Linked DNA regions of Homo sapiens: region 1 is linked to region 2. Evidence: chromatin contacts called from ENCODE Hi-C or POLR2A ChIA-PET data. All regions are on one chromosome and are shown on one strand. The core of a region is the stretch at or near the end of the contact, and the rest is flanking DNA. Distances in the headings are between cores, read along the strand shown.

Region 1 (2,915 bases), core at 114-2,613, 470 kb after region 2:
CCCCTATCCCACAGGAGGAGCCCCTATCCCACAGGAGGACTCCCTATCCCACAGGAGGAGCCCCTATCCCACAGGAGGAGCCCCTATCCCACAGGAGGAGCCCCTATCCCACAGGAGGAATCCCTATCCCACAGGAGGAGCCCCTATCCCACAGGAGGAGCCCCTATCCCGTAAGAGGAGCTCATATCCCGCAGGAGGAGCCCCTATCCCGTAAGAGGAGCTCATATCCCGCAGGAGGAGCCCCTATCCCGCAGGAGGAGTCCCTATCCCGCAGGAGGAGTCCCTATCCCGCAGGAGGAGCCCCTATCCCGCAGGAGGAGCCCCTATCCCACAGGAGGAGCCCCTATCCCACAGGAGGAATCCCTATCCCACAGGAGGAGCCCCTATCCCACAGGAGGAGTCCCTATCCCACAGGAGGAGCCCCTATCCCACAGGAGGAATCCCTATCCCACAGGAGGAGTCCCTATCCCACAGGAGGAGCCCCTATCCCACAGGAGGAATCCCTATCCCACAGGAGGAGCCCCTATCCCACAGGAGGAGCCCCTATCCCACAGGAGGAGCCCCTATCCCACAGGAGGAGCCCCTATCCCACAGGAGGAGCCCCTATCCCACAGGAGGAGTCCTTATCCCGTAAGAGGAGCTCATATCCTGCAGGAGGAGTCCCTATGCCACAGGAGGAGCCCCTATCCCACAGGAGGAGTCCCTATCCCACAGGAGGAGCCCCTATCCCACAGGAGGAGCCCCTATCCCACAGGAGGAATCCCTATCCCACAGGAGGAGCCCCTATCCCACAGGAGGAGTCCCTATCCCGTAAGAGGAGCCCCTATCCCACAGGAGGAGTCCCTATCCCACAGGAGGAGCCACTATCCCATAGGAGGAGTCCCTATCCCATAGGAGTCCCTATCCCACAGGAGGAGCCCCTATCCCACAGGAGGAGCCCCTATCCCACAGGAGGAGTCCCTATCCCGTAAGAGGAGCTCATATCCTGCAGGAGGAGTCCCTATCCCACAGGAGGAGTCCCTATCCCACAGGAGGAGCCACTATCCCATAGGAGGAGTCCCTATCCCATAGGAGTCCCTATCCCACAGGAGGAGCCCCTATCCCACAGGAGGAGCCCCTATCCCACAGGAGGAGTCCCTATCCCGTAAGAGGAGCTCATATCCTGCAGGAGGAGTCCCTATGCCACAGGAGGAGCCCCTATCCCACAGGAGGAGTCCCTATCCCACAGGAGGAGCCCCTATCCCACAGGAGGAGCCCCTATCCTGGGTGGCCGGGGACACAAGGTTGTGAAGGGGACAGAGCGATGAGTGGGAATGCCCACACTGGGGGTCGGGGTGGCTGGGGACACAAGAGAGGATGTGAGTCAGACCCGAAAGTGAAAGTCCTGCTGGCTCAGCCGCATGCTGGACCTCACAGTAAGCAAGTGCTGCCACAGGAGTCTTTATGTACAAGAGTGACAATATCAGAGTTTTCTTGCAGGATGACCATCTCAGCGGTGCCTGGTGGAGCAAATGAGGTGACAGTTGAAGGTGGTGGGGACTCTGTGAACAGCAAATGCAGGAAAGGGAAGCCAAGAAACACTTCATTTAAAGCTTGAAATAGGAGTTGCCAGAGGCGTTAGCCCAGGTCCCTCAGCAGGAAACAGGACCTTGGGGTGTCTAACCCCCAACCCTGTGCCCCAGGGTTATGGGGTCTATGAGTTCTGCAAGGGTTCCCAAAAATACATAAGAACTGGAGCAAAGATTCTTTTCTCCAAAATATGAAAGTAAAAAATCCGATTGATATTTGAATGCTTACAAACAAAATTTCCCATCTATGAGCACAATGCATATGAGCACAGTGCACCTCAACCCTCACATACTTCCTATCAATTCTACTTCGTGTGGGCTACTGAGGCAGTTTCACACGTTTGGTGGGATTTGCATGGAGCCTCCAGATGTCGGAGGTCTTGAAGCCTGAGACGCAGAGAGAGAAAAAGGAGAAAGGGAGTGAGAGAGAAGCAGTGAGTGACCACAGAGGAGCGCTGAGACTTCCTCCTCCTAATACCCCACTTTTTCCAACTCGAGTGTCAAGGACTTTGCATGCACTGGGGCCTGGGAAAGCCACAGTTCAGTGGTCCTACTGTGGTTTTTAGGGCCACAAAGAACCTTTCACTTTGCCCTCAAACCAAATTGGTACCCTCCTATTGCTGAAGACAGCTTCCTTTGTTTTCCATTTCAGCAGAAACAAGTGAGGTAGCAGAGAAGCACTGAGGACCCCAAAAAGCCCCCTAGGGTTCGGATCTCGCCCAAGAGAGGCATCATGACTGCAGGTTTGGGCACGGGGGTGGGAAATGGAGGCCTCCACTCATCCTTAACACACAGGGACCTGTGTGGCTGGCGTTCATTGTGCTAAGCGTCTTAGAAAAATAGCTATTAAATATATAAACTGTTAAATGTGTATGAATCCCTTGTACCTAATGGCAAAGATGAGACACTCACATGGCATGCATTCAGACCGAAGGGGCTGCTCCTGAGTGCTCTGACCACAAAACACAGGGGCCGGGGGCCTGCACATCAGAGGCCTGGAGATGAGGCGCCCTGAGGCACTAACTAAATGTTTGGGTATGCCTAGGAGGTCAAGAATAACTAAGCTCGTGCGTAGCCTAAGAAATGCTGAATAATTTTCTAAGAAAAATGATGGCAGATACAACATTCATAATATCTGGCACATAGAGGGTACACAAATATTTGTTGCATATTTGAATGAATAGCAGAGCATTTGCATTTTTGTGTAATTTTTATCATCGTATAATCAAAATCCAAAATTCATAGCAACATCCACCAGGCAAAGAGCTCAATGGGCTTCCCTCTCCACACCTGCTCCCGTTAGCCCCCAGCATCAAGTGGTTTGTGGCCAGCACCCTCTCCCTCCCC
Region 2 (3,180 bases), core at 501-3,000:
GGACAGTGGCCGCCATGTCCAGCGACAGGGTGGGTCCGAGGGGACAGTGGCCGTGATGTCCAGCGACAGGGTGGGTCCGGGGGGACCTGCTCTTCCAAGACCACATCGTCATAATTCTGTGAACATTTACACTGAAAAACAAGTGTTTGACTGGCACCGATGCCTGGCACAGCTTCCCTCATTCATTCCCATGTGCACACCGGGCACCTCCTTCATGGCCTCAGCCTCCCTGGTCCCCGATTTGCACTGGACCTGTGACCAGGGCTTCCTCACCTGAAGATCGACCCGGTGCCAGCCTCCGTCCTGCTCCCCCAGGCTCAGCCTCCCCACAACCCAGTGGCCTCCCCCTCCCACGGCCCCCTCAGCCGGGCACCATCACACTCTTGGGTTCACATCGGGCCACCTCCTGGCTGGGCGGGATGAGCCCTGTGGGGCTGGGACGTGCATGTCAGCAAAGGAGCCAGCACCAGGCTGGTCTGGAGATGCTAACCCAGAGGTTCCTGGATCTGGCAGGCTGTGCGCGGCCCTCCTGGCCTGGCCGTGTCCTCAGCTGGTGCTGCAGCCCATCCTCTCTGATCCGCACAGACCTGTGGCCACCCTTGTGTGTGTCTGCGGCACATTTAAATTACACATGAATTGAGAGAAGGACCTGCCCCGTGGACCTCTGCAGCCTCCACAGGACCTGCAGGTGCGGAGTGGTTCCTTTCTCATGGTGTCGAGGGCCAGCAGGCTGCACTCTGTCTCCCCACGCGAAGTGCCACAAATAGCCGATGTCTCCCCGCCCTTTCCTCAGCTGCTACTGCTGGGTTCTAACCTCCAACAGGCCAGCCCCAAACCAGGCCCCTGGCACCTGCTCAGGCCAGCCAGCCCGTCGGCCCCTCTGTGGGTGTCTGGTCTCAGGCCCTGACCTCTGGTGCTATGCCTCAGCACCCAGAAATGCTCTGCACGCAGTGGTCCCCGGTCCACAAAATGCACCCCTGTATGTTCACACACATGCATGTGTTCCAATAATACACACTCACAAGCCTCACATACACACATATGCCTATACAGTACACACAGGCACACACAATAAAACTCATACACACACATACACACACACATGACACACACAAGCACATACGTGCATATACATTACACACATACAACACACACAAGAATGCAAACACACATATGCATATACATTACACACAGGCACACACAACACACTCATATGTACACACGTACACAACACACAACACTCATGAGCACACACGCATATGCATATACATTACACACGGGCATACACAACACACATGCATACACACAGGTACACACAATAAAACTCACATGCACACACATACACACACAACACACACAAGTATGAGACCCCACAGTCAACCAGATCGAAGTAAACGGACGATTGGATGGAGCGGAAATCCCCTATCACCCTCTGCTTTGAATAGTTTGCTATCTGCATGATTTAAAGGAAAACTGAAGCTCTTATTAGAATAAAGTAAAAATGATCATTTCTTACCTTAAAATATAAACACGTGTCTGTATGTCATGTGTGGCCTGTCAGGAAGATGATTTGCATTGTCGGTTTCTGAGTGTGCTTTACAGGAAATAAAGGATGAGGCCCCTTCACGTGATGGGCTCCCGTCTTGCACGCTGGTTACCCCTTGGAGCTTCCCGTTTATGTGGATTGTGGCAGTGACTTGAAGTGGAGCCGAGTGTAGTGACCTCTTGTTAACGCCAGAGAGGTCTGTGGACCAGTGTGCTTTCTGCTCACATCGACTGAGAGTGCCACTGGGTAACAGCGGCATTCTCACTGAGTGTTTTCTTCATCATACAACTGCACCTCTGACGATCTCAGCCCACACAGTGGGAGGCGCTCCGAGGGCACGGGAAGCACCGGGCGACCTCAGGAGCTGCAGCGCCGCCAAGATGTTGGCCTCTTTTATTTCCTCACTTTCCCTTTTATATGGTTTTAGCTCTCACATTCTATTTAACTCTCTTTATAGCCATTTGCCATTGTGTGAGATGGCAGTTGCCTGCAATCTCCTGGGACTTGCTACTCTGGACGGAGGCTGAGCCCCTGAAGTCCACCCATCTATGACTCCTGGTCCACCCAGGCATTGGCCCTGCCTGGGGATCGTGCCTGAGTCTGCGCGGCCCTCTCCACTCAGAGCCGCCTCAGAGCCTCCTCCACAGCCCACGTAGCCCTGCCCGCTTTCCCTGGGATTTCGGGTGCAGTCGCAGGGTTAGGGGTGAGGGTTGGCCCCCCTCCAGGCAGGAGTGCCAAGTCCTTTCCAGTGCGGCTGCCCAGTCTACCGCGGACCTCAAGGTTTGGAGGCAAATGGCCCCACATCCCTCCTGACACCAGGACACCCAGACTTTCTGTTCCTGCAGGTCCCATGGGTGTCGGATGGGGCCTCAGGCTGAGCAGCGCATGTGGGTGCCCAGTTCATTTGTGAAACACCTTCTGTGTCCTCTGCAATCACCCTGCAGGGCTGTTCAGGGTCCTCGTGGGTGTGAGGTCTGCAGGACAGCGGCCCACAAGGTGCCCACGCCCATTCTCAGAACCTGAAATGTGTCACCTGTGTGGCAAGAGGGGCCGTGCAAATGCCATTAAATCGAGGACACTGAGCAGGGAGGTGTTGCCACATGATTCAGGGGGCCTGATGTCCTCACGGGCATCCATAAAAAGGAAAAGAGGGAGGTGGAGGGTCGGGCTGGCCAGAAGGCCAGGCACAGACCAGACAGAGGCTGGGGTAGAGCACAGAGAGGGTTTCTCCCAGGAGCCTCCAGAAGGAACCAGCCCTGCCCACTTCTGGATTTTCGCTCACAAAGACTTGGGCGGGATTTCTGACCTTGAGAACTGGAAGGAAATAAATTTGTGTTCTTTAAAGCCACTAAATTCATGGAAATTTGTTGCAGCAGCAAGAAGAAAGGACTCCGTTGCAGAAGAGGTCTGTAAAAAAGATCTTTGGTATCTATCATTTTTAGTTGCGTGTATTCCAAAATCTCCCAGTCTGAAATTTTTAAGATGTTTTTTGATGAAGAAAAGTTTATAATTTAAATATGGTCAAATTACCAACATTCTATATTTAGCTTTCTTTAAGATAAGCTTTCCTATTTCAAGGAGTAAAAGATACTCACCTATATGGTGTAAATTAATGGAGAGATATATCATGTTCA

Evidence for each region. A loop is a pair of places that touch in the nucleus more often than their neighbours do. ChIA-PET counts read pairs that join two places held with the same protein, here RNA polymerase II (POLR2A). Pooled maps may share reads with other maps.
Region 1: a pooled map shows a loop between it and region 2 (2.4-fold over the local background). The contact joins two enhancer-like sites. A Hi-C loop is called at or near these places in 1 of 50 pooled maps. POLR2A ChIA-PET finds 5 or more read pairs at or near these places in 3 of 52 experiments (OCI-LY7, WTC11 and activated naive CD4-positive, alpha-beta T cell).

What each region holds. Positions count from the first base shown.
Region 1 is chr6:170,458,273-170,461,187 of GRCh38, forward strand. It overlaps LOC124901235, which reads right to left. Exons shown (of 3, transcript XM_047419615.1): 3 at 1,059-2,915. Among named protein-coding and RNA genes, the nearest start is that of PSMB1, 94 kb to the right of the region's middle. Within about 2 kb of position 1,364, at least 3 of the 41 ENCODE cell types and tissues checked have a DNase peak (open chromatin) inside an H3K27ac peak, as active enhancers do.
Region 2 is chr6:169,988,566-169,991,745 of GRCh38, forward strand. No RefSeq gene overlaps it. Among named protein-coding and RNA genes, the nearest start is that of LINC00242, 190 kb to the left of the region's middle. Within about 2 kb of position 1,751, at least 4 of the 41 ENCODE cell types and tissues checked have a DNase peak (open chromatin) inside an H3K27ac peak, as active enhancers do.